Regions from separate parts of the Homo sapiens genome. Here region 2 is linked to region 1. The links are chromatin loops, found by intact Hi-C in ENCODE. Cell type or tissue: IMR-90. All regions are shown on one strand. Each heading gives the region's core, and the rest is flanking DNA. Links, peaks and the distances in the headings are about the cores only. Region 1 has its middle 39 kb from the start of LINC02049. Region 2 overlaps GPR156 (G protein-coupled receptor 156).

What was found. A loop is a pair of places that touch in the nucleus more often than their neighbours do. Peaks named below come from ENCODE experiments on the same cell type or tissue, not always from the same donor. Only the 100,000 strongest peaks of a DNase experiment are listed, where the experiment ranks them.
Region 2: a loop joins it to region 1, with 6 times the contacts of the local background. A loop is called at or near these places in 50 of 110 quality-filtered maps.

What each region holds. Positions count from the first base shown.
Region 1 is chr3:120,788,771-120,804,997 of GRCh38, reverse strand. No RefSeq gene overlaps it. Among named protein-coding and RNA genes, the nearest start is that of LINC02049, 39 kb to the left of the region's middle. RefSeq lists an enhancer at 9,642-9,936. In IMR-90, for the core only: CTCF peaks have their summits at 9,765 (motif pointing right) and 12,779; DNase peaks (open chromatin) are centred at 9,777 and 12,807; H3K27ac peaks cover 229 bases.
Region 2 is chr3:120,236,155-120,252,381 of GRCh38, reverse strand. It overlaps GPR156 (G protein-coupled receptor 156), which reads left to right. Exons shown (of 10, transcript NM_153002.3): 2 at 7,904-8,379; 3 at 8,606-8,742. The coding sequence starts at 8,284. Among named protein-coding and RNA genes, the nearest start is that of GPR156, 41 kb to the left of the region's middle. RefSeq lists an enhancer at 8,471-9,670. In IMR-90, for the core only: a CTCF peak has its summit at 7,940 (motif pointing left); a DNase peak (open chromatin) is centred at 7,941; H3K27me3 peaks cover 945 bases.

The DNA of each region.
Region 1 (16,227 bases), core at 5,152-13,151:
TCTCATATTTTATTTGATTATAATACATATTAATGAGCTCTAACATTTCCTGAGCACTGACTCTGGGCCTGGCACTGTGCTAAGCACATTACGTATTTTATCTCACTTAATCCTCTTTAGAAGTATGTGAATTTACATATAAGGAAGCTAAAGAAAGTAAGTAACTTCTCAGTGGGTACTCTGTATATCAACCCTGGTCTATCTGACATTAAAGTCAGAACTCTTAACTACTACATTTATTTGGTTGTAAGATATTGAAACTAGAAACTTAACCATGGGTTTATCTTAGGGAATTGGACTGTTATAAAAATGAGAAGATGGCCGAGCACAGTGGCTCATGCCTATAATCCCAGCACTTTGGGAAGCTGGGACGGGAGGATCGCTTGAGCTCAGGAGTTTGAGACCAGACTGGGCAGCATGGCAAAACCCCATCTCTATTGGTTTGCCAGGGGAACCAATCCTGTAATTAGAGGGTTGGAACATTTAGTTCCACCATTCAACCTCCCAGGAGGGGAGAGGGGCTAACAGTTGAGTTAATCACCAATGGCCAGTGATACCATCAATCATGCCTACGTAATGAAGCCTCCATAAAAACCCAAGGGAAGTGGGTTCAGGGAGCCACTGGAGAGCTGACTACGTAAAGGTGCCTGGAGGGTGGTCTGCCAAGCCCTGCACCTCTTCCCACATGCCTTGCCCTAGGTATCTCTCCATCTGACTGTTCTTCTGTATCCTTTATAAAACCCTTTACAATAAATGGGTAAATATGTTTCCGTGAATTTTGTGAGCCACTTTAACAAATTAATAAAACCTGAGGAGGGGGGTTATGGGAACCCTAATTTATAGCCAGTCAGTCAGGAGTACAGGCTGCAACCTGGGACTTGCAGTTGGCATCTAAAGTGAGAGGGAGTCTTGAGAGGCTGAGCCCTCAACCTGTGAGATCTGACTCTAACTCTAGGTAGATGTGTCAGAACTGAATTTTAGGACCCCCCCGCCCATGTCCAGTGGAAAATTATTTGGTGTATGGGGAAAATAATTCACCCATCCAGTGTCAGAAGTGTTGTGTTGAGTAGTGTGTGAAAAACAAAAGGACAAGTTTTTCCAATCTCTTACATCTCCTGAAAAGAAATTCAGATTTTATTTCTCCTAAGCTCCTGGATGATGGATTTTAAGAATGAGACTACCTGCCTTTCCTAGTAGGATAAAGATGGGTTGGGGCATGATAGTGACTCTCTTAGGGGCTGAATAGATGTACCTTGCAGGGTGATGTCTCCTGGCATTATTGTTTGTTTGTTTTTTGTTTTTTGTTTTTTTGAGATGGAGTCTCGCTCTGTCACCAGGCTGGAGTGCAGTGGCGTGATCTCAGCTCAACGCAACCTCCGCCTCCTGGGTTCAAGCGATTTTCCTGTTTCAGTCTCCCAAGTAGCTGGGAGTACAGGCACACGCCACCATGCCCGGATAATTTTTTTTTTTTTTTTTGTAATTTTAGCAGAGACAGGGTTTCACCATGCTGGCCAGGCTGATCTTGAACTCCTGACCTCATAATCTGCCTGCCTTGGCCTCCCAAAGTGCTGGGTTTACAGGCATAGCTACCGCGCCTGGCTTCCTGGCACTATTGTTAACAGCACAGCCAAGCCTCAGAGCAGAAACTTTCATTTCTTTTCATGTAACAATTCTAATTATTATTAAAATTATTATATTATCAAAGGTCTGCTCATCGTGTTTAAAAGCAGAAAAAAGTGTCTAAATATTAACAAATGAAATTCAAAGAAATAAAAGTACAGTCTATGGAGTAATAAAATATTTCTATAGCAGAAACAATACATGGCCAGTCATGGTGGCTCATGCCTGTAATCTCAGCACTTTGGGAGGCCAAGGTGGGCGAGTCACTTGGGGTCAGGAGTTTGAGATCAGCCTGGCTAACAGGGTGAAACCCCACCTCTTCTAAAAATACAAAAATTAGCCGGTGTAGTGGTGTATGCCTGTAATCCCAGCTACTCAGGAGGCTGAGGCAGGAGAATTGCTTGAACCTGGTAGACAAAGGTTGCAGTGAGCAGAAATCACATCACTCACTGCACTCCAGCCTGGGTGACAGAGTGAGTGAAACTCTGTCTCAAAAAAATAAATAAAAATTAAAAAAAAATAAGTGCCTAATATATGCTCAAGAAGCAAAGTGAGCCCTTCTGTTATTAAGCAAATGGATAAGTACAAGAGAGTGAGTTTCACTGTTCAGATAATTCCTAAGGAAGGGGCTGTATTATAAGCTCAGGCATTCCGAAGTGGTAGTCCCTGCTCAGAAAGTCATGGGCTATGAATCCTCAGGCCTGGTTCTTCAGCCAAAATTGATGGCTTCCAAGTTGAGGCCCAAGAATATATATGAAATATCAGTGAAATAAGAGCAATGAATCCAGTCCTGGCAAAACAGACAGTGGCGTCTTCTTCGCACTTCACCTCTCTCCTTCAAGGTAGCCATAGCTGTAGTACCTCTAGTTGCTAGGAGCTCTCTCTTTAGGACAACGGCTCAGGTATTGAAAAGCTCTTACTTATGTTGTACTGAAATCTGCCTTCTTTAACTTCTGCTCTTTATCTCTACATCTTGACAGGGCAGAACAAATTTATTCTGCCTGTCACACAAGAGCCTTTTAAATATTTGCAGACAAGGATATGGTATTCCTTTGGTTGACTTTTTTTTCTTCTCTAGGCTAAATGTGATCATTTATGTCAACTATTCCTGACTTCCTGACCCTTACCAACCCATTACTTTTCTTCAAGTTGGTCAAAATCCCTCAAGAATTGTGGTACCTACCAGAGAACCCAGTACTTCAGTGTGGTCTGACCACAGCCCACTGCACTAGGACCAGGGCTTCCTATAATCTCTCCTTCACTTCCCTTCATGCAGTCAAAGACTGGGTTGTTTTTTTCCAGCACACACATCATAATGTTGGAAAATATTCAACTTGTGGATAATTAAAGTCCCCAGTCCTTTCATATGAACAAATGCTCTTTGGGTAATCATCTCCATCCTGAACTTATATGATGGTTTGCTTTTTACCCTAAATATAGAATTCTGCAATTATTTCTGATATATTCCATCTTATTGAGTTAGACAAGAAACTCCAGACTGTCTAGACAATTTTGAATTCTGATTTAGCTCTGTAGCTATAGGTATACTTTCCAGCTTTGTGTCACCTGTAGGTTTAATAAAAATGCCTTTTAACCTATCGATGCATTGCAAAAGTAAAGCAAACTTTTCTGACATTATTGAAAGTGTAGGCTTGGGTACACGATGCAAAATGACTTCTAAATTAGCTACAGCAATTTATAGACAGCCTTTTTCACTTCTCTCCAACCCACCTGCATGACATGCAATACAAAGCACACAAAAAAGAAAAAGAGTCCTACTTAATGTGGGTAGTGAGCAAGGAAGAAAACAGAAAGAAGTAGTGACATTGCTGGTAGCTCTATCTCTATTCCATCCCTGGTCCCAAGAGTGGACATTCTTGTAGTTTTGTCCAGGTATTATCCTTTGGGGATAGAAATGGTTCGTAATGTTTTTATAGTTCATCCTAGACCATGGCTCAGCCTTGCCACCCAACTTCCCTGTCCAGGGAGATCAGAAGCAATAGGTGGCTATCAAGGCATCATTTGAATAGGGTGGATATCAAATACAGCATCCCCATCTGTACAGGACTCAGCCTTTGATAGTTCTTGATCTACCTGCCAGCAACCATTCCTTCCTCCCACTTGCCTTTACCTCCACAGGATCAGTAAGAGCAAGAAAAGTTCTTCTCCTTCTTGATTTATTTCCTCCTACTTAAACCCAGGCAGAGAAACTGGGGCCTAACTTTTATGACCTTGGTGTTAGGAAAACAAAGCTTACTAATAATATTAAGGAATAGAAGTAATTTTATGTCCAGGGCCTGTTGACCAGTATAATGTTTTCTCTGATGCAGTTGACTCTCTGAACCTGAACATATTCTATATAACTTTTACAGCTCCCTTTCCCAAGGGAGATAATCATAACAATAGTCTCTAGGAAATTCCCTTACATGGGCTGATATGTGCTGTCCTTTTTTCCTCATGTCCCAAGATCAGATAATCCAAATGCAACTTTCATAAATGTCCTACACAGTCATCAGAGTGGGAGCTGTAAAGCAAGAGTGGAAGCTAGGACTATATTTAGGAGCTGGCCCTAGGCTTGTGCTTGGATTTCAGCATTGGCTTCTCCTCTTACCAGCCATGTGATCTTGGGCAAATTACTTACCTCTCTATTCCTAAGAGATGGATAAATAAGAATAGAGTTGATGTGATAAGAAGTAATCAAAATAAGTAATACAAACTAGTTAGTACAGTCCCTGGCATACAAACAGTGCTCAATAAAATTAGTTATTATTAAATAGCCTTCTAATATATGTGTTCAGATTTCTTTTTCTACTGTTCAATTTCTGTGCTTTGATCTAAAACAATTAAGAAACATGGTAACAGTGTTACTAGATTTTTAGAATCCTAGCATGTAAAAGATCTAATCCAACCCTTCCTTTGACAGATGATGAAAATGAGGCTCAGGAAGAAAAAAGGAATTTCCTAATGTACACAGTGAGTGAAAGGCAGAGCCAGGACTATAAACTAGATATCCTGACTCCCAATCCTATCCCTAATTATAGCCGCCTTTTTCCCCCTGAGAAAAGAATCAGGATTAACCAAATGCAGATTTAGATGCTAGTATATTTTATATGTAGGAATGTGATAGTTGTTATGGAATATTTGAAAAAAAATGTATTTATATATGTCATTCTGTATAGAGAAATTATAAAAATTATCTATAAATTAGTATGAATAGCAAATGAAGCTTATGTTCAAAACTCCCACTTCCAACCTCCCTGTTTACTCAGCAGCATGGGATTATGGAAAGAACATAGAATTTGGAACGGAGTGAGCTTGGATTCAAATCCCAATTCCACCACTTAACTGCTGGCATGACCTTTATTTAGCAAGTTACTTAGTCCCTTTGAGCCTCAATTTCTTCATCTAGAAAATGGAGATACCGAAACCTGTTTCAGTGATTTTTGTGGTGCATAGGATATATAGTATGGGAACACAGAACCTGGTATAAAGAGATGCCCATCACACATTGGCACCCCTCCTTAGATTTGACTCTCACTTTGCTGTCCTGATTTTGGTGCTCTGCTGGAAGCAAGGCACTGCCAGGTGCTAGCGACATGGGAGCCATATTTGAGAGGAAAGACGGCTGTCTGCTTTGTCATGAGCGGGACGGAAACATGGTTCTTGGAGTTTCCCTCAAGGTCACTTGGGAGCATAATGTTGTTTCCTACAGGACATCAGCTCAGGAAGTATGCCAAGGCCCAGGGTTGCTTACCACAGAGAAATTATCTCAAGATTGTTCAATGTCAGGCCTTGGTATTACTGGCTGGCCTTAGAGCGGTCTGTGCACCAGGCTTATATATCCTAATCCTCCAAGTCTATTATCACCTAACAGCAGCTTTTGGTTTTGGCTCTTGGAGTGTCAACTGCTACAGCCTCCTCTTGGTAAGCTTCCTTATGCATTATGTATTTATAAATATTTATGTAAGGGAGAGGGGTGGGGGGAGGAAGGAAAAGAAGGAAAGAGGGAAGGAAAGAAAGAATGAAGGAAGCAAGCTCAAGGATACAACAGCGATTGGCCTTTGAGAACTAGGAAATAATATTTTGTTCTGAGAGTTAATCTATACAATCAGTCTGTAATGGATCTGATCAGAATATGCAAAGTCGTCTTAAAGTGGTAGAATAGATTATTAGCCAATAAGACTTTTATATCAGTGGTTCCCCAACCTGGCTGATGATCAGAGTCACTTGGGATGCCTGTAAACATTCAGATTCCTAGACTCCTCCACAGACCTAATTATTAGAATTTCCAGTAGAGCTATACAAGCCCGTTATTTCTTTACATGTATCCCAGGTGCTTTTGTGGCAACCGGCTTCTTCCTGGTCAGCAGACTGGCTTTGGGAACCACAGGTGCACTGCAAGAAGTCTCAAAAGGATTAATATATATAAAGAGCAATGTGTTGGTCAACAGAGGGAATGTGGGGAAAAGGGCACACATGGTACACTGGCTCTTGTGTGCATTGTTCAGGAATGGGGGCTTCCGCCACAGTGCCTGAAACATCTAGATCATCTGGAGCAGATTCCTGTTGAGGAGACAGAGGCTCCAGTTGAGCAGAGCCCTATGTTATCAAACATTTGAATAATATAACTCTCTTTGTCAAAGTTCCTTGTTCATTGAGCAACTTTCAGATGATCTCTCTTCCCATGCAACTGGCCTGTAGGGAGAAAAGGGACAGATCAGGCCAAATGTTTCCCACTGTAAATTAATAAACTGGCATTCTGGTTATATATCAGTCTCTTGTGGATTAGTATGAGTCAGCATCTCTTAGTCTGATCAACTCAGAGGCTCTGTCAAGATCCAGTTTCTGATGCTGTAAAGCTGAGGGCCCAACCCTAGACCTCAGTGTATTCATCAGAGTAAATGTGTCCCAGGAGGTCAGCCAGTTAGCATTTCCTGGAGAAAGGAGGTGAGAAGGAACCCATTTCCCAGGGAAACACGGTATGGAAGACCTTCTTGATGCTTTACTGGGTACATGAACTGGGTGAGGTTCTTATAAGAACAGTTCTTTAAAAAGCCTTTTCTGTTCTCAAAGGGTTTTCACATATATTAGCTCATTTGATATTCACAACAATCCTGGGAGGTAGGTCAGGCATATATATTATTATTATTACTTCAGAGATGAGGAATCTGAGCGCATAGTCACTTACCTAAGATCCAAAGTAATGACAAAAGTGGGAGGAGAATCCAGGTCTTTTGACTCTTAGACATTATTCTTTTCACTTCCTCTCTCATTTAACAAAGTAAATACCATAAGCAGACCCATAAAGGAGCAATAGAAACACTTGAATGGGATAGTGTGGGACTGTGTTTGCATGTCTTTGTGTTAGGGGCTGGGTTAAGGCTACAGACATGGAAAGGCAAGTTGACAGACAGCACGGTAGAAGAGAAATCAGGCCAGTGGTGCTAATAAGAAAGCACACTCAATTTTTTTCTTAGTTTAGAAGAATGAAGTCTGATTCAGTTTAATTGAACAAATTATTTACTGAGCACCTATTGTGTGCAAGGCCTTGTGTACTAAGTGCTACCAATCGGAGCAAAGTTTAGAAAAGAACATTTTGAAACATGTATTTTGGTGTGAAGAGTGACCCTGAAATCATTTTCCTTCTTTAATCACAGCATCGAAAAATGCAACCCACAACCAGGGTATTTAAGGGAAAATGGGAATGGGGAGAAGCTGATTGTAACTAGAATTCTGGCAGCCAAGACCATTTGGAAATTTGGGCTTGATGACTCTCATTAAGGATGGATGTTCGTGCAAAATTTTGCTGGGCAAATATGAAGGGATGCAGCTTCCTCGACATTTTTCCATCTTTATATTTTATGTCTTTAAGTCCTTGGTGACTTCACTGGTGACAGTTTCCAAAATAAGTCCTGTTTTTTTGTGTCTTTTTAAATTTTTTTTTACAATGGCATGAAAACAAAATGTAGACTCCAGTGGCCCAGGATTTGTGAAAAGGGCAGGTCCCAGGGCTCCTCTTTCTCCTACTCTAACAAGGGCTTCAGTGTGATCTACAGCTGGGAAGAGGGGTTCCAGCCGGACATCTGTTAGCGAGCCTACAAACAATGCCCTACGGCTTGCTCCAGTCTTTGCGTTTTGCTAACTGGTTGATCATGTTTTCACTTCATAAATCTGTACATTCTAATGTGAGCACTAGCGGGGTAGCAAAAGGAGGGAGAGCTAGCTGCCTGTTCCCCACCCGATAGGTTCATGTCTGGCTGGATCAGCCTCCCACCTCTCTGGCTGATTCATCAGGCTCAGTCTATTCAAACAGATGGAACTTCTATTTAGGTATTTTAATAGCATGTATTTAAGATATCCTATTGAGAATCTGATCTGACAGAGGTTTGATGAAGTGTTAATGTGCTGAGAAACCAGGCTCACTAGGCACATAACTTCTTTCCCCAAACCAGATAATTTAAATCAATTTAGTTAGTACTTAACTGAGGGACTACTGTGCACCAGTATGTGTCTAGCATTGAATTAAGAGAGCCAGGAAAGAAGCAGAATGCTTGGCACACAAGCCCTTGGAAACTTCTACTCTCTCTGGGGAGAAATGGTACATGGATGGATGCATTTGAAGTTTACAAACATCATTAACTACTGTGTGCAAGGGGTTTGAGCATATAGTCAGAGTAGTGGCCACAATACCTCTTTTATATCAAGCCTACCTCAAGCAATTCAAAGGCAAATGGCTTTCTATTGTCTCTTATGATTAGAAAAATGGAATAAAAGGTCTAACATTGAGCACTTCAGTTAGATATACTGCACACTCTTCAATGCACCAAGTTCCTTTTTGACACCATGCTATTTATTGCTTCTGTTATTGCCCTGACTTTAGGGGATATCCACTCCCCAACCTGCTGTACTATTCAATTCTGATCCTTCTTTTTTGATCAAATTTGACCTTTTCCAAAAAGTTTTTGCTCCCAACCTTCAGGCAATCATGATAATGACAATATCTTTCTTTCATAGCCTTTACTATTAGTACCATGCCCTTTGGATCTTCAACTGAGTAACAGCATATACTGTCTTGTATTGGTCTTGAATCTTGCAGGTTTCTAACACTTGAATATACAACAATACAGTAAGCCCTTTAAGGATAAAGGTCAATTTATATTTGTTCAGTTAATATTTGCTCAGTACTGGCTCTGTACTATATCATAATTGCAGTGAAAACAAATATGTACAAATGAGAAAAGATTCTTACAAGTAGGGCATGGTGGCTCATGCCTGTAATCCCAACACCTTGGGAGGCCGAGGTGGGAGGACTGCTTGAGGCCAGGAGTTCGAGACCAGCCCTAGCAACACCTCATCTCTACAAAAACTACAAATTTAAAAATACATATATCTTGCTCTCAAAGAGCTCACACATTTTGCTACTCTGAAATGGAATGATAATCTCCTTCTGAAAAGCACTTAGCATAGTGCCAGCTACAGAGTAAGTCTTCTCTAAACAAATGCCATTATTAGTTATTATTTCTTTTAGACTAAATGGAAGAGTGGGAAGTGGAAATAAGAACCGAGAAAGGAAGTTGCAACTGTTAAGATGCTTTTGGAGGCAGGTAACAGAAAACTCAAAAGACTTAAACAGTAAAGGAAATGTATTGGTTCTCCTAAATGAAAAAGTCCAGAAGTAGAGTAATGATTGGTTGTGATTCAATGAGGGCTTTGGCTTCATTTCTCTGTGATTCTTTTGGTACTGCTCTCCCCCTGCATTGGCTTTATCCTCAGGCAGGTAGCAAGATGACTACAATAACTCCAGGATTCACGTTTACACACAACATGCAGAGAAAGAGAGGATTCATCTCTTCTGATGAATTACTTTCATAAAGTTACTTTCTTAAAAGTAACTTACTTCTTTCATCAAAGCCCCAGCAAATCTCCCTTCTCATCTCAGTGTACCAACTGAGTCACAAGCTTTTTTTCAACCTATTCCTTGGTTTAGGCTAGGTTCCTGACCCAGGTACAGGTTAGAGGATGTGATTACTATTTCGGTTAGGACTTAAACTGCAATGGCAGTCAACCCCCAAATCTCAGTGGCTATTTAATACAGCTAAAATTTTATTGCTCTCACTACATGCCAGTGTGGGTCAGCAGGGGGCGCTCTACCATTATAGTCACCCTAGGACAGAGGCTAATGGAGGCTTCACCTTGACACAGGCTTTAGCAATCATTGTAGCAGAGGGAAGGGGGTCTGGTGAATCACACACTGGCTTTTAAAGGCGTTTGCGTAGAAGTGACATATATCATTTCTATTCACATTTTACTGGCCAAAGCAAGTCATATGGTCACTCCTAACTTCAACAAGCTGGGAAATACAATTCTACTATGTACCAAGGAGAACCAGAATATTTAGGAACAGCCCCAATTACTACTGTAATTACCCTTGGCTCAATCAGGACCAGCTGTGGATATGACTATAGCATTAGCTTCTCTTAAAACACATGTACTTCCTTGGTAAGGGGATCCCTTAATAAAAATCAGATATTATAAGGAAGGAAGCAATAGATGCTAAGTAGGCAAACAGTAATGTTTATTATAGAAGTTCTATGAAGGCAAACTGGTTTCAGACATCAAATAGAGAAAGCAAGACCATGAACAGATTGGCAAAGGTTGAGAAGCAGCTACTATAAGAATGTAGCCACCTAGAGATCTGCACAGCAGAAAGGGCCCAGATGAAAATAGGCAGCAAGGCCAAAAGTGCATGCGTTAGTCTCTTTGCTGTTGCACTTCCCAGCCCAGGAGTGGGATCATAAGAAGCAGATCAGGAAGAGTAGAAATGATGAATGATTTGACTGGCTTTGTGGGAGGTCTTGGGTTGTTGAAGGATCGAAGAAGCCAAAGGGTTCTCCAACGGGCAGTAGGACCCAAATGAAATTTGGGCAAAAGTCGTATTTTTAAACTAGGATAAGTCCTTGAGAAGGAACCTACAACAGAAACAAAGACTGTAGTAGATGGTACACACAGATGAAATGTTATTCAAATATTGAAAAATGGAGGACAGCAATCTCAAAGAAATAGTGAAACAAAGGCCTTCTGTCCCACAGGGCCTTACAGGTGTTAAAAAAAGGTTTCCATGGGAGAAGACAGTGTAAGTTTACATTAGAGCTGTGTTTCTACCCAGGGGAGGCAACACAATTTATAAAAAAAAGAACTCTAAGACCAGGTCCAATGGCTCAGGCCTGTAATCCTAGCACTTTGGGAGGCTGAGGTGGGAGGATTGCTTGAGGCCAGCAGTTCAAGGCCAACCTGGCCAACATAGTGAGACCACATCTCAAAAAAACAAAAAAGAAAGAGAAGGAAAAGAAAGGAAAGGAAAAGAAAAGAAGAGAAACTCTAGATCTGCAGTTAAGAAAATCAGGTTTGAGTCCCAGCAGTGACTACAAATAGCTTGAAATGGGTAAATCAGCATAAACTTCTTTCAACTTGTTTCCTCAGCAGAAGAAAAGGGATAAAAATGCCTCCTCTATCTTCCTCAAAGCTTTATGTAAAAATCGAATTAGACAGGAAAGCCTCTTGATAGACTAAAAAGCCCTAGTGTATGTATGGAATTTTAATACTGAAGTGAGTCAGTGGCAGGGGTTGAGAAGGTTAAGGATATGGGCAAAATGCTGTCTCCAATTGAATAGGGCCCAGAGGGAACTATAGAAGTGGAGATAACAGTAGGCTGACAGGTCTTGTCTTGGTCAGTTCTTTTAATTGCAAGGGATAAAAACCCATCTCAAATTGGCCCAAGAATAAAATAAAATGTATTGATTCACATAACAGAAAATCATTGTAAGGGTAAGAATGGCTACAAGTGTGGCAGAATTTAGGAGCTCAAGTGTCATGATTGGAAATCTGTCTCTCTCCACCTCTAGTCTCTGTCTTAGCAATCCTTGTAGAAAAAAAGAGTGGCTTTTTTTTTTTTTTTCCATTTCAACAAAAACCCTTAGGTAACTTGATTGTCCTGGAACCCATATCCAGTCACTATGATGGGTGTCAATCCCAGCTGAATCACATGGATGGAGAGTGGGGAAGGAATAAAAACTGTGGGGAAGTAAATGAAAACCACTCATGTTCACCATAGGAAGTAGGTTTAAGAGGCTTGCTCCAGAAGTGATATGGCGGAGAAGAGGATGCAGGAAAGAGGAGGGAAGAAAATCAAGGGAGGATCCAAGGTGTAGCCTAGGTAGAGTATCACTCAAGGAGAAAGGCAACTTTAGAAAGGGACTTACCAAGCTCATTTTGGGGGATGGGGAGGTGGTGTGGAAAGACATCTGTGAGTCAAATAAGGGGAGGGCAGCGAGGACATAGTTAAGAATTCCCAAACTGGCCCAAAATACTTTTTGAGAAATAGTAGCGTAGGAGGGAAAAGCAGCCACTGTCATATTCTTTCAGTTAGTTCTTTGCTTGGTGAGTGTTTTGTTCCCAACTGTTGGTAGGGGCAGGGGAGGAGGTGAGAGGGGTAAGAAGGCTACATCAGTAGGAAGCAGCCAGATGCCTAAATGATGTTGGAAACATGGACACAGATGCCCGTAACATTGTGATAATTTTATAGCTTAATGAGTCTCAGTGAAAAAAGCAGCAAAGAAATTATCACTAAATTTACTAGAAGTTAAGGCCTGTAAGAAATGTGAAATGTGACTGACATATACCACACGGTAGGTCCTCCCCACCCACACACTAAACATAAAGGCCCACCCTGTCTTGCCTTTTTTCCACCCTCCTACATACACATAATACCTGCACACAGGCACATAGCAGCAGGAAAGATTCCCTTGGAACATTGTCAGAATCATTCTTGAGACCTCCCAGGTAGCTCACTACCCTGAAATGAAAAGCTGCCAGCCTCCGGTTTTTGAAGCTGGTAGAATAGGGCTGATTAACGCTGACTCCATACTGCACAAATACTGTGAGAGGCAATTTCGCTCTGGATCCATCCTCTCAATGCTAACAACTGCCATCACTACCACCCCTGATATAGGTACCGTTCCAAGCATGTTCAAACAGAAGGGCCTCACCTCCATGCTTAACCAAATGAAGCTATCAGCCCACTGCTGATCCTGTACTTGAAGGCTTGACTATTACAGAGAATTGGAGCATACAGATCACAGTTCCAGATTAAGGCACTAGAAGGCTAGGATGAATCCAGTATGACTCAGAGACTGAATCCCGGGGAAAAATGTAAAGGGTGACTTAGATAACCTAATTCCTTCCTGGGGGGGGTTTGTCTGGAATTCCTGAATTCTTACCTCATATGCATATATGCATATTTCCTATTAATCTCTCCTTTGTAGTTATTGCCAGGAAATCTCTGATCACAGACCCTAGAGTTCTGGTATTCTCTGTTGACTCCCACATCCCACAAGAGACATCTTGTACTACTCTCCATTGGATAACAGTAATTACTGCAGATAGTACAGGAAGAAGTATTACTTCAAAAAGAAATAGCACAGAAACACAGAACATATGACCCAGCAATTCCTAGGTATATACTCCCCAAAATTGAAAACAGGTACTCAAACAAATACTTATAGAAACATTCATAGCAGCGCTATCCACAATAGCCAAAATATAGAAACAACCTAAATTCATCAATAGCTGAATGGATAAACAAATTGTGGTATATACATATAATGGGATACTACTTAGCCATAAAAAGGAACAAAATACTGATACATGCTGCAACATGTAAAAACCTTAAAAACATGTTAAGTGAAAAAGCCAGACATAAAAGATCACATACCATATGACCCCATTTATATGGAATATTCATTAAAAGTAAATCCACAGAGACAGAAAGAAGACTGGTGGTTGCCAAGGGTTGGGGGAAAGGGAGAATTAGGAGTAAATGTTTTACAGATACTGGGTTTTCTTTTGGGGTGATAAAAGTGTTTTGCAACTGAATAGAGGTGGGGGTTACATAATACCATGAATATACTAATTGCCACTGAATCGTTCACTTTAAAATGGTTAATTTTATGTCAAGTGAATTTCACCACACACACAAAAAAAGTGGGGGAATACTGATTCAGCTGGCATGCACATGTATCCCCCAATACCCTCCTTTCTTTCTACCTGAAGGTGAGGGTGGATCAGGCATTATGAAGCAACAAGCATTTGCCAAAGCAGGCTAAGCATAAAGATAAAAGGAACCTGGGTCTTTGATATCATGAAGGCAACCACAGAACCACCATTTTTTATGAAAATAAAACTCCTAGATTTAAGAACAAAACAAACAGCATAATCTTTGTTCTTTACAAATGTCCTCTTTAAAGAGTGATCTTAAGGTAGACTAAGTGAACAAATTAATGTGCAAGTCTTGGGCTAGATGTATTTTTGGTTAAGGGGCTTCACCAGGTGCTGGGAAAATGCCCTTTGCTACACAGATCAGCACTTACCATCCGTAAGCATTCCAAACAGGAAGTTCTGGACAAAAAAATTAATACAAAATAGCATCACAGATATTAGGTATAGAAATAACGACAGAAATGGAAAATAGCAGCCCTTTATATAAGGTCCATAGTTTACTCATGGCCTGAAGAAGTTGCCACTTAATTGTTTATTCATTCAACAAATAGGTATTAATGACTATGTGCCAGGCATTGAGCCAGAATACTACAGGGAGCAAGAAAGATAAAGCTTCTGCTCTCATGGAGTGTACATTCTAGTGGGGCGGGAGAGGATAAGTAATAAACATATGAGCAATTTAACATACAATATCTATTAATACATGCATCTAGATCAACACATTGGACTTCCAACTCTCCTCTGATTTAGGACTGGCTCTTAGCTCCTCCATCTCTGGCATAGCTTCACAGGATGCTCAGGTTCCTCAGTTACCCAGAAGTCAGAGCTTCGTCAATGTCACACTATTGGTCTCAGTAATTAAAAACTTCAGTTCCTTATCGCCATTACTGCAGTTTCCTTCCATTCTATCCTACTTCAAGAAAAAAGCAACAAACAAAACACATTACCCCAACCATCCCCAACCCACCTCCCCACTGGGAAAAAATAAACCAGAAACAAAATCCATTCGTTCCCAAGAACAAAGAGCCTACAAACAAAGTAAAACCTACCTTTCAGGTAGAGGGTGGGGGAGGAGAGGAGGGTGGGCACAGCATTCAGGTAAAAAACTTGTATATGAGGAAAAATGCAAATAATCATTAAGTACAATACATAACGTTATTCGTGTAACTCTAGCACCTGAAGAAGATGCCCTAGACCAGTGCTGTCCAATAGAAATAGAATTTAAGCTACAAATGTGAGCCGTTTATGTAGACTTACATGTTCAGTCATATTAAAAGAAGTAAAAAAAAAAAGGTAAAATTATTTTTAACATTATATTTCTTTAATTCAATTGATTCTATGCTATTCTTTTCAATGTATATTCTATATAAAAAATTAAGATATGTTACATTCTTTCTTCTCATGCTGGGTCTTCAAAATTCAGCATATATTATATATTTATGGCCTACCTCAATTTGGACTAGATACATTTCAAGTGCATGCTAGCAACCAAGCTACCTTATTGAACACTGCAGCCCTAGACAAAGTACTCACTTAATTCCCTTTTCTAAAAACACTAAAGCTAATGGCTACTAGAATTAAAGCCTCTAAACATCTCATTGGCTATGCCCTAGAAGCTATATCCCAGCATCCCCTACTGATGGTCCTGGAGACACAGCCCTAGGTAACATGTTCCACAAATGAACGTAATTAACTGATTAAGAACATAATTAACTGACTTGCCATTCAGGCAGGAACAAAATGATGAGCCCTGGTGGAGAAAAGGCTATGTTCTCCCTAGTGCCAATTCTGTCCATCTATCCATTCAACATTTATTGAGACCCTACTACTTGCCAGAATTAATTCTATATGCCCCCAAGGAGCTTACAGTCTTTTGAGGGGTTGATAGACATAAACAATCAAATAAGAAATAAACAAGTTCATTTCAAATAATTTTTCTATGAAGAAAATAAAACAAAAATATGATAGTGGAAGCGATTCCTTTAGAGAAAGGAGAAGACTGACTTCTGTGAGGTGGTACTGAAGCTGAGAATGAAATAACAGGGACAAGTGCGAAGTATACCACTAGGGCAAAGATCTAAGGCAGGAAAAAGGCTGGCTTATTTGAGAAACACAGAGAATGTCAATATGGTTAGAGAGTAGACTAGCAGATGTAGGTAGCCAGGGGCTAGACCATGTAAAGCCTAGTGAATAGAGTAAGTTTGGATGTTATTCTAAGAAAAATCAATTAAGGGTTTTAAGGGGAGTGAGATAATCTAATTTAGATTTAAAAGATCCCTTTGTGTGTGGGAAATGGTTAAAATGCATGTGTGTGTGAGAGGGGGATAAGCATGGAAGCAGGGAGACCAGTTGGGAGGATGCTGGAGTAGTCAAGGTGAGAGTTCATGTGGCTGGGAGTAGGGTGGAGGTGGTGGAAGCAATGAAGTCAGATTTAGAGTATAGTTTCAATTTATTAGCAAGTCCTGTCACCTCTACTTTCGAAATCAGATTATATTTTGAGTCTAACAGGACTTGCTGGTAAGTTGGATGTGGGATTAAACTATTAAGACTTTT
Region 2 (16,227 bases), core at 3,587-11,586, 550 kb after region 1:
TGATATTAGGTTGTTAACTTGAGATCTTTCTAGCTTTTTGATGTGGGCATTTAGTGCTATAAATTTTCCTCTTAACACTGCTTCAGCTGCACCCCAGAGATTCTGGTATGTTGTCTCTTTGTTCTCATTAGTTTCAAGGAATTTCTTGATTTCTGCCTTAATTTTGTTATTTACCCAGGAGTCATTCAGGAGCAGGTTGTTCAATTTCCATGTAGTTGTGTGGTTTTGAGTGAATTTCTTAATCTTGAGTTCTAATTTGATTGTGCTGTGGTCAGAAAGACTGTTATGATTTCAATACTTTTGCCTTTGCTGAAAAAGTGCCATGTGGTGATGAGAAGAATGTATATTCTGTTGTTTTTGGGTGGAGAGTTCTGTAGATATCTATCAGGTCCTCTTGATCCAGAGCTTAGTTCAGGTCCTGAATATCTTTGTTAATTTTCTGTCTCAGTGATATGTCTAATATTTTCAGTGGAGTGTCAAAGTATTTCACTATTATTGTGTGGGAGTCTAAGTCTCTTTGTAGGTCTCTAAGAACTTGCTTTATGAATCTGGGTGCTCCTGTATTGGGTGCATATATATTTAGGATAGTTAGCTCTGCTTGTTGAATTGAACGCTTTACCATTATGGAATGCCCTTCTTTGTCTTTTTTTTATCTTTGTTGGTGTAAAGTGTGTTTTGTCAGAAACTAGGACTGCAACCCTTGCTTTTTTCTGTTTTCCATTTGCTTCATAAATTTTTCTCCATTCCCTTATTTTGAGCCTATGTGTGTCTTTGCACTTGAGGTGGGTGTCTTGAAGACAGCATACTGATGGCCCTTGGCTGTTTATCCAGCTTGCCATTCTGTGACTTTTAATTGGGGGCATTTAGCCCATTTATATTTAAGGTTAGTATTGTTATGTATGAATTTGATCCTGTCATCATGATGCTAGCTGGTTATTTTGCTGACTTGTTTTTGTGGTTGCTTCATAGTGTCACTGGTCTGTGTACTTTAGTATGTTTTTGTAGTAGCTGGTAACAGTTTTTCCTTTCCATATTTAGTGCTTCCTTCAGGAGTGCTTGCAGGGCAGCCTGGTTGTGACAAATTCCCTCAGCATTTGCTTGTCTGAAAAGGATCTTATTTCTCCTTCACTTATGAAGCTTAGTTTGGCCCGATGTGAAATTCTGGATTGGAAATATTTTTCTTTAAGAATGTTGAATATTGGTTTCCAGTCTCTTCTGGCTTGTAGAGTTTCTGCTGAGGAGTCCACTGTTTTCTGTTGGGCTTCCCTTTGTAGGTGACCTGGACTTTCTCTCTGGCTACCCTTAGCATTTTTTTTTTCATTTTCACCTTGGAGAATCTGATGATTATGTATCTTGGAGTTGATCTTCTTGTGGAGTATCTTACTGGGGTTCTCGGCATTTCCTGAATTTGAACTTTGGCCCATCTTGCTAGCTTGGAGAAGTTTTCCTGTATGCTATCCTGATGCATGTTTTCCAACTCAGTTCCATTCTGCCCCTCTCTTTCAGGTACCCCAGTCAAGTCATAGGTTTGGTCTCTTTACATAATCTCATATTTCTCTGAGGTTTTGTTCATTCCTTCTCTTTTTATTTGTTTCTGTATTCTTGTCTGCCTGTCTATATGCAGAAAGATAGTGTTCAAGCTCTGAAATTCTTTCCACTGCTTGGTCCATCCTATGGATACTTGTGATTGCATTGTGAAGTTCTTGTGTATTACAAGAACTTTATTTTTTTATCTTTATCCAGTCTACCATTGATGGGCATTTAGGTTGATTCTATGTCTTTGTTATTGTGAATAATGCTGTAATGAACATACTAGAATGATTCATGTTTATTTGGGTAAATGTGTGTTGATTTCGTATCCTGCAGTTTTATTGAATTTATCAGTTCTAATCATTTTTCTTGTGGAGTCTTTAGGTTTTTCCAAATATAAGATCATATTGTCTGCAAACAATGATCATTTGAGTTATTCCTTTTCAATTTGGATGCTTTTTATATCTTTCTCTTATCTAATTGCTCTAGCTAGGACTTCCAGTAGTATGTTGAATAACAGTGATGGCAGTGGGCATCCTTGTTGTGTTCCAGATTTTAGAGGAAAGGCTTTGTCCTTCCCCTATGCCCCAGGTAGGTCCAGGAGTCAAGGACTAGAGTCCAAAACCTTAGAAGTCTACCTGGTATTCTATTATACTGTGGCTGAGCTGGCCCTCAGACCACAAGACACAGTCCTTCCCACTCTTCTCTCCCCTTTCCAAAGGCAGAGGAACTGCCTTTAGTAGAGACAGGGTTTCGCCATGTTGGCCACTGCCAACCCAGCCCATGAGGAGGACTGCCAGACTACTGCTGATGTTCCCTTAAGGCCCAAGTTCTCTTAAATCAGCTTGTCCTGAATGTTACCTAGCCTGAGACTCACCCTTCAGGACAGTGGGCTCCCCTCTGGCCCAGGGAAGGTCCAGAAATGCTGCCCAAGGGTCAAGTCCTGTAATCAGGGACTCCAAGAGCCCTCTTGGTATTCTAACCCCCTGTATCTGTGGTGGTACCTAAGGTGCAAGACAAAGTCCCTTTTACATTTCCTTCTGCTTTTATCAAGCAGAAGTTTTGTCCTGCAGCCACCACAGCTGGTAATGTACTGAGTTCTACCTGAAGCCAGGAAGTCTCAGAGGCTCACCCAAGGCCCTCAACATAGTCCCTGGTTATTGCTGCTGGTTATTCAGAACCAAGGGCTCTTCACTTAGCAGGTGATAAATGCCGGCAGGGCTGGGTCCTTTCCTTCAATGCAGTGGGTTCCCTCTGGCCCAGGGTGTGTCTAGTAATGTCACCTGGTTTCTAGGGCCTAGAATGGAGGCCTCATGACTCTGACCAGTGCCCTATCCTGCTGTGGCTGCGCTGGTATCCTAGACGCAAGACAATGGTCTCCCCACTTCTCCCTCTCCTATTCTCAAGTGGAAGGAAGGGGTCTCTTTTGGAGCTGTAAGCTGTGTAGCCTGGGGTAAGGGGAGGGGTGATGCCAATACTCTCTTGGCTGCCCCAGCTGGTGTCTCAGTAGGTTGCATGCACTCCCAGTCTGCTGTCTCTGGGCCTAGTTCAGCACCAGGACTCACCTAAGAGTTGCAGTCCTTATGGCCTAGACTGCTTTTGAAGTTTACTTGGAGACAAAGAGCACTGTGGCCTTCACTGGTGAGGTTTACAGGCACTCAAGTTTAGACCACTGGGATTGGTGATTCTTCTCTGGCTAGGGCTGTTTTAAATCCTCCCTCCGTTTGCACATTTCAGCTGAGTTTGATCTAGTTTGCCTTTCTGCTCTGATTTCTGGTTCTTATGAAGGTGTTTTTTTCTGTGTAGACAGCTGTTAACTTGGTGTCCTTGCAGAGGGAATGATCAGTGGAGCCTTCTATTTCGCCATCTTGATCCGCCGCCATATATCATTCTTATCAATCATTTTCTGTTTATGCACCTGAAAATACACTGGTATACAAAATTAAGATCCTTACTTTCACAGAATTTGTGTTCTAATGGGGGAAGTCAATAATCGGTGGACACCAATACATATATAAATTAAATAACACATTAAAAGGTGTTGAGGACATGCTGGGCATGGTGGCTCATACTTGTAATCCCAGCACTTTGGGGGGCCGAGGCGGGTGCATCACTTGAGATCAGGAGTTTGAGACAAGCCTGGCCAACATGGTGAAACCCTGTCTCTACTAAAAATACAAAAATTAGCTGGGTATGGTGGCAGGTGCCTGTAATTCCAGCTACTAGGGAGGCTGAGGCAGGGGAATCGCTTGAAGCTGGGAGGCAGAGGTTGCAGTGAGCTGAGATCCTGCCACTACACTCCAGCCTGGACAACAGAGTGAGACTCTGTCTCAAAAAAAAAAAATAAATAAAAATAAAAGCTGTTGAGGACAATGGAGGAAAAGGCAGATCAGAGAAAGAACATTTACAAAAGCCAGAGGGAGTGTGAAGCAATTTTAAATGAGGTCAGATTTTTGGATAATTTCTATTGCTATGTTTTTAAGTTAACCAATGTTTCTTTTTGCAATGTCTGATCTGTTACATTTTTATTTCAGATATTATATTGTTATCTCTAGAAGTTCTATTTAGATCTCCTTTTTATCTTTCAATTCTCTCCTCATTTTGTTCATATTTTGCTTTATATCCTAGAGCATATTTATAATAGTTGTTTTAAGGTTCTTGTGTGATAGTTATATCATTTCTGTTATTTCTGTGTCTGATATTATTTATCTATTTTTTAAAACTTTATGGGTATAGGTCATATTTTTTCATTTCTTTGAATGCCTGGTGATTATTTTGAATTTTACATTGTTGAGCACTGGATGTTGTTATATTCCTTTTAAGAGCATTGAGTTGTGTTCTGGAATGCAGTTGAGTTTTTACAGATCACTTTGATCCATTTGAGACTTTCCTTTAGGGTATATCCAGAGTAACATCTAGTTTAGAGTTAATTTGTTTTTACTACTAAGATGTGGCTTTTCTGAGGATTTTATCCAATGTCCTGTGTATTTTGGGGTCTCTCCACACTGGCTGATGGAAACACAGGGTAGTCTCAGCCCTGTGTGAGCTCCAGGAATTACTCAGCTATTGCCTATCAGTGTTTTTTTCTTCAACTCCAAGTAGTTTCTTCCAGCTCATATCCAAATCATACTTAGGAGAAGACTGGGGGGGATCCTCTGCAGATTTCCAAAGTGCTCTCCCCACTCTCTGTATCTCCCTCTTCTTCATTACTCTGTCCCACAAATTCTAACCACCTCAACATCCTTAAATTCCAATCCATTCCCCCTTACCTCAGGTAGAATTCTAGGTTCTGATTGGTTTTCCCTCCACGTGCTGTGACCTGGAAATGACCTCCAGGCAGTATCTCTTAGGAAGCCCAGTTGTGTGGCATCTGTTGTACAATGCCTGAAAATGATTCTTTCATGTGTTTTGTCTGGTTTTCAACTTGTTCACAGAAAAAAGCAATTTGCACAGCAGTTAATTCTTCACAGACAGAAGCAGAAGTTCTACCAACTGCAAAACAACCAAAACAACTTGTTAAAAGACAGTATTTGTATGACTGGTCATAAATTACGTATAGAAGAATAGAGATTTTGTGAGAAAGATATGGGCCTGTACAGAGGGGTGAACTTGCAAATGACCATCTTGCTTGGGGATAGTGTCTGTTTTCCTGATCCTAATCACTGGGAAGGATTCTGTAATCTCTGTCAAATAAATTGCAAACACTACCACACATGGCCTTGGGTCTACTACTGTCTATGACATAAACAGTTTCTCCCTAGAGACTTAGTTGTGAGGGTACAGGGGGAAGGTAGCTTTTGGAGGGGCCTGGAAGACCCTTCCCTTTGTGCCTTCGATTCTGTATATATCTTGTGGTCAGAAGTCTTACCATTACCCTCTCTGATAACTCCCCACCCACTTTCCCAATCACTAAACACTTTTTGAAACCATTCAACTCTTTCCTTTCAATGATTGAGCCCTTCATTGTTTCATCAGCTCCTCTTGTGTGAATCTCTCTGAATGTGTGCCAAGTTTGCAGTTTAATGCCTGTCCCATGTAGGAGCCCAATATCACGGTATATAAAGTTTCTACACTGGATATCCATGGACTGAAGAGGGGCCTAGCATTCAGGGTTCCAAGCCAGTGAGTTTAGCTTATCCAAGGGTACCTCTAGAATGTGCTCAGAAATTTATTCCAAGTCAGAGTTGCATCCCCCAGGACTTTAGGCTCAGATGGACAACCCCATCATATTTACAGAATCCCTCAAAGATAATTTAAGTTTAAGATTGTCAGCCCACCTGGGGTGCACAGTGTTGACCAGGGTTTCTTAACCTTAGCACTGTTGACATTTGGGGCCAGATAATTCTTTGTTGTTCAGACCATCCTGTGAATTATAGTATGTTTAGCAGCATCCTTGGCATCTACCTACTAGATGTGAATAGCATCCTTCTCTTAATTTTGACAACCACAGATGTCTCCAGAATTGCCAAATGTCCCCTAAAGGTGCAAAATTGCATAGTTGAGAACTACTGGTAAAGAGGCACTATGGCATGCCAAGCTCTAGGGAGCCCACAGAAGTGCACCTCTGGGAACTAAAGCTGAAGAAACCCAAGAGGCCCCTTGGTATCTTCTTGGAAGAAGTTAGTCCAGAGTGTCTGCACCATGTGGAGTGTATACTGGGATGACATTGACCTTGGAATGTAAACTCCTGGGATTCTTGCCTCTGCAGATTTGGAGCAGGGTTTTCTTCTTCTCTGCTTTTCAGTTTACTTATTTGAAAATGAGGAATGGTGTTTACATCACAAAACACTGTAGTGAGGACAAAATGAGGTTTTATGTATATATACACCCATACATATACATATACACTTCTTCCAAATGATATAATAATATATAAACATTGAATGAATAATGGTTCAAATATAAGTGTACTTATTTGCCACTATGATTAAAAGGGCAATATAGGAAAAATACATTTTCTTCTAATCCATCATGTTGTAATAATCCTCCCTGTGGTTGCAGTATGGTTCTGTGCTAGAAGGCACAATAGGAAATCTCTAACTTTAAAAAAAAAGAAAAGAAAAAATATCTTTCTAGCAATTAAAATCTCAACTAAATTAGAATGCAAATAGGTTTTTATATTTGCTTCTTAATTTTGCATTCAATAATCTGACTAGAATATGCAATAATTTAAATGCCTTGATGGGAGATAGTGGCTTTTAGTTCTCTTGGGATTTCATTGTAATAAACCTGGTAAATAATTCAGGAACATATGAGAGGCCAATGAATGGTCAGCACCTGGTGCTATATTATTTGTGCCTAAGCACACAGACTCCAAAGATGGCACTCTCCACCTGTCACTGTTGTTCTGGCTTAAACATGGGCCCTGTGTTCAGTGGCTATTGAGATAATAGTAATGGATATTTTTGCCTTGTCCAATTTTCCTCCACAATCAAAGAAAACTGTGCTAAGCTGTTTAAAAAATACAAAGCAGAAGTGGCAGCCTCTTTTAGATTACCACTGGTAAAATTTCAAATCTATTTTCTCTATTAAGGGATTGATTGTTTTAAAGAATTAGGGATATGGCTATCTTTTCTACTGGTGCTAATTTGAGCCTTTTTGCCTTTCTGTCTTTGTTCCACAAGGCTGAGCTTCTCTTTAGATCACATTATTCATATTGCAAGGATCTTCTGAGAGAAATAACACCATCCTCTGGCCAGCCACTCACTCTGCAGGAGTTCCTAGAGCTCCCCAGTTTCTTTCCCTATTGCCTGAGTAGTCTATCTCACGCCTGTTAGTCTCACAGTTTAAATACAAACACACAAAGACTCTTGCAGGCAGCTTGGGTACCTTTCTTTGACCCCAGCCGACTGGACATAGAGAACAAGAGCTAGAGAGAACAAGAGCTAGAGTGACCGACAGATCATGTGTGGAGACAGCATGGGGCACCTGAGCCCAGCACCATCCAGGATCAGACAGAACTTAAGCCATGAGCTGCCTAGAAAGATCTTGGGAGGGCACTGGGTTTCCCAGTATGGAAAAAAGAAAAATGTGGCTCACAAGTCTAAGCTAAGGTCTTTACAGTACTGGGCCATAAACAGGATCTGAAAAGAAACTGCAGAAAATGTTAGATATGCTTTATCTTTGTTTTAAAAATATTATTTACTATAATGGCTTAAAATATGTTGATTTAAATATATGATATTTGATACCTTTGTAATATATATAATAAAGTGTATAATAAAATATAACTATATAATTAAAATAGATGATATTTTAAAACCTCTCTAATAAACCATTTACGTGTGTGTGTGTGTGTGTGTGTGTGTGTGTGTGTGTGTGTGTGTGTATACATGCCTTTGTTTAACAGGTTTAATTGCTTTCCTTTCTTCAGGAACCAGAGTGAGGGTACTCGAACAGTGACTGCCATCTGGTGGTTAACCAGAATCATCACCTTGTGTAGCCTGATGGTTACTAAGATGTCCACTCTTGACTCACATGGCATGCACTCGCAGCAGGGGACCAGTTGAAGGATGTCTGACTTTGGAGGGTCACCAGTTGAAGGATGTCTGATGAAGGAGCCTAGCGAAATAACCCTTTGCTTCTACCTGAATGGGTTGTTCACTCTGGATTCTGAGCCTGCAGCCAGCTCCAAAATGGGGCCTCTGAAGAAAAGATTTGAGTTGCTCTTGTGTCTTAGTCAAAGATCTACATCCCTACCAGTGGGTAACCAAGACTGTGAATAAGCACACACCAACAGGGGCATGTGGTGACATGGAGCCTGAAATAAACTGCTCTGAATTGTGTGACAGTTTTCCTGGCCAGGAGCTGGATCGGAGACCCCTTCATGATCTCTGCAAGACAACAATTGTAAGTGAGCAGCCACAGGATGCCAGGGCTGCTCAGATGTATGTGGTGGTGGTGGTGTTGGGGAGGAGGAGGTGGAGGGAAAGGGGGATGAGGAAGGGGAGGAGTGGGAGGAGAAACTGCTCATGCAGGATACATATTTCCCAGCACTTGGTGACGATGGGGCAGTTTGTTTTTGACCTATAGAAGATCCTTCATTCCTAACAGCTCCTCCTTATTCTGTCCTCAGACATCTTCCCACCACAGCAGTAAGACCATCTCTTCATTATCTCCTGTCCTCTTGGGTATTGTTTGGACTTTTCTCAGCTGTGGACTTCTGCTGATACTTTTCTTTCTTGCCTTTACAATTCACTGCAGGAAGAACAGGTAAGCAGCCCAGTTTCTCATCACACATAGCTCAATCATGAAATCCCAAATGTTAGTATCTTTTGGCAGCACAAGCCACTATCTGGTCTCCCACTACAGGATTAAACCACATGAGACATTCCCTCTGAAATAGTCTACCTGTTGAGAAGGGGAAAGATCTAGGTCGGTATTGTGCTAACTACTGCAAGGGTATCCAAAGAAGAGAATGAAGAGTCTCTCTCTATAATGGAGGTACAATCCTTCTGAGAAGATGAGGTATCTGTATTTAAAATGAAGACCATGTAGAGGATTCCAAAACAACACAAAAACTTGAGGACAGCACAGCAGAACCAGTCTGGGTGAGTTAGGGTTTCTGCAAAAGCAGTGAAGCACTGCTACCTGGCTATTTGCTAGATAATTCTGGCTGACTAGAAAGTCATCAGCTTATCAGGGTAAGTATGGCTCCCAGGATTCGCAAAAGAAGCAAAATGGTGACTTTTTTCTGAAGGGACTTATAGCACCTTGCCTTGGATGCAATTTCATCCTTCCTCAGGGCCCATCCCATCTCTCCCACCCCCACACTGTACCCTCATCCTACCACAGCCGTCCCAGGGTGCCTCATGAGAAGCCCTGCTCCAGCCCTCTCCTTAGCCCACAGCTGACTTCTAGATGGAGCCCACAATCAGAAATTAACAACTTCCTCAAACCAGCCAAACTCGTCCAGCCCCACTCCAGCCTTACCCTGTGTGGTGACCAAGCATGTCGTGCTCCATTGCCTGTGGATTTGACACTCAGATGAGAATTGGTCAGTTGCATTTTGGGATGCTGTTTTGCCATGTTAGGCATGGAGGACGTGGAATTGTTAAGCAGCAGTGATTGGTTGTTGGGTCAGCCTCAGCATGGTGGTGATACGTGGCACTCCAACTAGAGTATACCCCAGAGACTGCCTCAGCCACTTTTCATTCTGTTCCTCAAGCACACTACGCTGACTCCCATCTCAAGGCTTTTGTACTTACTGTTCCTGTACTGTTCCCTCTGCCTGGAAGTCCTCCTCAGATATTCCCATGACTAGTTCCTTCTCATCTTATAGGTCTTGGCTCCAGTGTCACCTCTTCAGAGACACCTTCCCTGATCATCCTATCTAAAGTAGTATCCCTACCCATGATCACCCCCTCATCTCATTCCATATCCTATCAGCCTGTTTTATGTTCCTTATAGCAAGCATAGTCTGCTATTACCATATTTGTTGATTTACCTGTTGATTGTCTGTATCCCCTACCAGAATGGAATTCTGTGAACACAGGGACTTTGCCTGTCCTCTTGTGCCCACCACTGTGTCTCCAGCATTTAGAACAGACTCTGGGATATAATAGGTGCTCAGTAAATATGCATCCAGTGATCCTGGGAGGAAAGAGATTTAAATCCCAACGGTGGCTGCTGCCAACAAAGTGACTGGGAAAATCATGCATTTCAAGGTTAGAGAACTATGGAGTACAGTCTTTTCAGCTGTAACATGTTTCTATAATGCAAAGTAATACTCAATTGGTATTACCCAGTTGGTAATAAGAAAATTATGTCATTGATTCATATGTTACTTTTCCCCCAGCAAATCAATAATTTAAACATTCAGGGGCAAGCTTTCTCACAGCTAGTAAAGGAAGCTTTAAGCTTGGCAGTTCCTTCCCTTGGTGCAAGTAGTGTCTGGCTTAATGGCTTAAGAACTTGTGTCTTCCCTACAAGATGAGGCTGTAGGAGTAGATGAAGAAGTGGAGAAGACATTTGCCTTATGTTTAAAAACTTCAGTTGATTGTTAAAGAAAGCACAGATCCAGAGCAGATTTTTAATTTTTTGACAATGTTATCTACTGGAGATGAATGCCCCTGAGGACCTGTGTCTTGAGATTTAAGACTGTAGAAGTTGACTTTGATCCTGGGTACAAATGCTAGTGGACATTTACTGGGTGGTAGTGTTTTAGTTGGAATAATTAATATTTTATTAATACTCTTGTTACAAAGTTAACTGTTTTGAGTGTTATGACCCCATCCTATTTTCCCCACAGTCTATTATTTTTACATATAATTTTGCAGAATACAAGGTTTATCAAGTATTTATATATCCTGTTAAAACAGGAACACCTGTAAACAGCATTATACTAGAAACCCTTATATTTCTTTCACTCTATTAAATATTTTGCTGCCTGTTTTGTTTGCAGTGGGAGCATGACTTGGCATAAAGAATAAAATATTAAGAGGTATTGTGAATAAAAACACATTTTACAATTAAGTGGCTTACAAGGTCAGACAAGGAAAGATAAAATAACCCAGTTTCAAAAGTGTTTTATTGAACAATACATTTGTTAAAAGATGCAGCATCACAATCAGATGCTTTATTTCGTTACAATTCTGTGGTCTCTAAATTTGGGACTGTGTGTGTGAGTATTCATGTGTGTGTATATGCAAGAAAGGAGAGGAAGAAAAATATTTTAACACAATAAAAATAATACAAAAATGTTTAAATCCAGTTGCAGATATTGAATTTTTATAAAAATTTCAAAAACCAGTAAAGATAAAGAAAACTTGAACACTATCAACCAACTTGACCCAATTGACATTTATATTACCTTTCACCCAACAACAGCAGAATACATATTCTTTTGAAGTACACATGGAACATTTACCAAGATATATCATATTCTGGGCCATAGAAAAAGTCTCATTAAATTTAAAAGGGTTCAAGCCGGGTGCAGTGGCTCATGCCTGTGATCCCAGCACTTTGGGAAGCTGAGGCGGATAGATCACCAGAGGTCAGCAGTTTGAGACCAGCCTGGCCAACATGGTGAAAACCCATCTCTACTAAAAATACAAAAATTAGATGGGTGTGGTGGCATGCACCTGTAGTCCCAGCTACTTGGGAGGCTGAGGCAGGAGAACCCGGGAGGCAGAGGTTGCAGTGAGCTGAGATCATGCCACTGCACTCCAGCCTGGGTAACAGAGCAAGACTCTGTCTCAAAAAAAAAAAAAATTAAAGGATTCAAGTCATATAAACTATGTTTTCTGACAATGAAATTAAAATGGAAATCAATAACAGAAAGATCTCTGGAAAATCCTGAAATATTTAGAAACTACATAGAACACTTTAATCCATGGTCAAAAAAGAAATCAAAAGGAAAACTAGAAAATATTGACCAGAATTAAAATGAAAATACAACCTAGATTTGTTGGATGCCACTAAAGCAGTATTAGGGGGAAATCTAGAGAACTAAACCCCATATTAGAAAAGAAGAAATGTCTCAAATCCATGACCTCATCTTCCACCTTACAAACAGAAAAAAAGAGCAAATGAGACCCAAAGTAAGTAGAAGAAAGGAAATAATAAAGATCAGGTTAGAAAATAAAATAGGAAACAGAAAACAATAGGAAAAAAAAGTCAGTAAAGCCAAAAGCTATGAAGATAAGTAAAACTGATCAACCTCTAGCCAAAGTGATCAGAAAAAAAAGAAATAAGATACAATTACCCAAATAAGGAATGGGAGAGGTGACATCACTATAGATTCTGTAGATATGACGGATAAGGTAATGTTGTAAACAACTATGGTAGATAGCCTCTAAGATGTTCTTCGATGATTCCCACCTCCTTGTAGTCACACTCCTATGAAGTCCTCTCTCCTTGAGTATGAGGTGAACTTACTAACTTGCTTTTTAGTGAGATGTCGCTTTTGGCATTAGTTCACAAAAACTGTGGCTTCCACCTTAGAGCTCTCTCATTGTCCCACTAACTCCCACTCTGTGGGAGGCCAGCTGTTGTGTTATAAGCTGTCCTGTAAAGAGGCCCCCATTGGCAAGGAACTGATGTTTCCAGCCTGCAGCCAGCAAGTACCTGGGGCTTGCTAACAGCCATGTCAGTGAACTTTGAAACAGGTGACACCTTGACTGTATTGTTGTGACACCTTGACTGTATTCTTATGTGAAAACCTGAGCCACAGGCACCCAACTAAGCTGTGACTTAGAAATATTACCAGTTCAACTTCAAACTCTTCTAAAAAAACTGAAAATAAAGAAGTAATTCCCAACTCATTCTATGAGGGCAGTATTACCCTGATTTCAAAATTGAATAGGAAAAAGAAGAAGGAGAAGGAGAAGAAGGAGAAGGAGAAGGAAGAGGAGGAGGAGAAGGAGAAGGAGGAGGAGGAGGAGGAGGAGAAGAAGGAGAAGGAGAAGAAGAAGAAGAAGAGGAAGAGGAAGAGGAGGAAGAAGAAGAAGAAGAAGGGAGGAGGAAAGCTATAGGCTAATATGTCCTATAAACATAGATTCAAAATTTTAAACAAAATTTTAACAAATTGAGTATCACCAAATGTTAAAAAGAGAATACATCATTGTGACAACGTGAGGTTTATCCCTGGAATGTAAGCTTTGTTTAATATCTAAAGATTGATCAATAACTCATGACATTTACCAACTAAAAAAGAAAACTATATGATCATCTCAGTAGATACAGAAAAATTTTTGACAAACTTCAACATCAATTTCTGATAAAGTCTCAACAAACAGCATAGAACAGAACTTCCTCCCCATTGCGCAGCACAGCTGCTGTGGCAGATTGTGGCCAGACTGCTTCTTTAAGTGGGACCCCGATCCATCCCCCCTCACTGGGCAGGACCTCCTTGTGAGAATTTCAGCAACTCCAGCCAGGGTTTTATGGACAGAACTCTGATCTCTCTGGGACAGAGCCCCTCAGGGGAAGGGTGGCCACAGTCTCTGTGGTTCAGCCAACTTAGCCTTTCCTGCCTGCTGGCTCTGGAGAGTCTGGGCAGTCTGGACAAAAGGGGATCCCCCCAGTGCAGTGCACCCAGTCCCCCAAGGGGCAGCCAGACTGCTTCTTGAGGCAGGTCCCTGATCCCATTCCTCCTGACTGGGTGAGAACTCCCAAAGGGATCCCCAGACACCTCTTACAGGAGTGTTTGGGCCAGCGTCAGTTTGGAGCAGGCAGCCATCTTTGCTGTTTTGCACCCTTTGCTGGTGATAGTGATACCTCCAGGTGCAGAAGGGACCCAGGTGATTAGGGTCTGGGGTGGACCACTAGCAAACCACAGCAGCCCTGCAGAAGAGGAGCCTGACTGTTAAAAGAAAAACAAAGCAGCAACAACAACATAAACAAAAAAGATCCCCAAAAAAACCCATTGAAAGGTCAGCAACCTCAAAGACTGAAGGTAGATAAGCCCACAAAGATAAGAAAGAATCAATGCAAAAATGCTGAAAACTCAAAAAGCCAGAGTGCCTCTTCTCCAAATGATTGTAATACCTCTCCAGCAAGGGCACAGAACTGGGCTGAGACTGAGATGGCTGAATTGACAGAAGTAGCCTTCAGAATGAGGGTAATAACGAACTTTGCTGAGCTAAAGGAACATGTTCTAACCCAATGCAAAGAAGCTAAGAATCATGATAAAACATTACAGGAGCTGATAACCAGAATAGCCAGTTTAGAGAGGAACATAAAACACCTAATGGAGCTGAGAATCACAACGTGAGAACGTCACAATCCAATCACTAGTGTCTATAGCTGAGTAGACCAAGCAGCAGAAAGAATCTCAGAGCTTGAAAACTGTCTTTCTGAAATAAGACAGGCAGACAAGAATAGAGAAAAAAGAATGAAAACAAACAAAACCTCCAAGAAATATGGGATTACGTAAAAAGACCAAACCTACAACTGATTGGAGTACCTGAAAGAGATGGGGAGAATGGAACCAAATTGGAAAACATACTTCATAATGTCATCCAGGAGAACCTCGCCAATCTAGCAAGACAGGCCAACATTCAAATTCAGGAAATGTGGAGAACCCCAGTAAGATACTCCACAAGAAGATCAACCCCAAAACACATAATCATCAGATTACCCAAGGTCAAAATGAAAGAAAAAATGTTAAGGGCAGCCAGAGAGAAAGGCCAGGTCATCTACAAAGGGAAGCCCATCAGACTAACAGTGGACCTCTCAGCAGAAATCCTAGAAGCCAAAGAAACTGGAGGCCAATATTCAACAATTTTTTTATTTTTTGTTTTTTTGAGACTGAGTCTCGCTCTGTCACCCAGGCTGGAGTGCAGTGGCGCGATCTCAGCTCACTGCAAGCTCCGCCTCCCGGGTTCACGCCATTCTCCTGCCTCAGCCTCCCGAATAGCTGGGACTACAGGCGCCCGCCACCGCGCCCAGCTAATTTTTTGTATTTTTAGTAGAGACGGGGTTTCACTGTGTTAGCTAGGATGGTCTCGATCTCCTGACCTCGTGATCTGCCCACCTCGGCCTCCCAAAGTGCTGGGATTACAGGCGTGAGCCACTGCGCCCGGCCTCAACATTCTTAAAGAAAAGAATTTCCAACCCAGAATTTCATATCAGGCCAAATTAAGCTTCATAAGTGAAGAAGAAATAAGATCCTTTTCAGACAAGCAAATGCTGAGGGAATTGTTACAACCAGGACTGCCCTGCAAGTGCTCCTGCAGGAAGCACTAAATATGGAAAGAAAAAACTTACCAGCCACCACAAAAACACACTGAAGTACACAGACCAGTGACACTATGAAGGAACCACATAAGCAAGTTGGCAAAATAAACAGCTAGCGTCATGATGACAGGATCAAATTCACACATAACAACACTAACCTTAAATGTAAATGGGCTAAATGCCCCCATTAAAAGACAGAGAATGGCAAGCTGGCCAAAGAGCAAAGACCCGTCAGCATCAGCAAACACCCAGATGCTGTCTTCCAGAGACCCATCTCAAGTGCAGAGACACACATAGGTTCAAAATAAAGGAATGGAGGAAAATTTACCAAGCAAACGGAAAACAGAAAAAAGCAAGGGTTGCAGTCCTAGTTTCTGACAAAACAGACTTTAAACCAACAAAGATAAAATAGACAAGGGCATTCCATAATGGTAAAAGGCTCAATTCAACAAGTAGCGCTAAGTATCCTAAATACATATGCACCTAATATGGGAACAACCAGACTCATAAAGCAAGTTCTTAGAGCCCTACAAAGAGACTTAGACTCCCACACAATAATAGTGAAAGACTTTAACACTCCACTGACAATATTAGACAGATCATTGAGACAGAAAATTAACAAAGATATTCAGGACCTGAACTAAACTCTAGATTGAATGGACCTGATAGTTATCTACAGAACTCTCCACCCAAAAACAACAGAATATACATTCTTTTCATAGCCACATGGCACTCTAAAATTGATCATATAATCAGAAGTAAAACACTCCTCAGCAAATGCAAAAGAACTGAAATCATAACAAACAGTCTCTCCAACCACAGCACAATCAAATTAGAACTCAAGAATAAGAAATTCACTCAAAACCATACAACTACATGGAAATGAACAACCTGCTCCTGAATGACTCCTGGGTGAATAATGAAATTAAGGCAGAAATCAAGAAGTTCCTTGAAACTAGTGACAACAAAGAGACAGTGTACCAGAATCTCTGGGACACAGCGAAAGCTGTGTTGAGA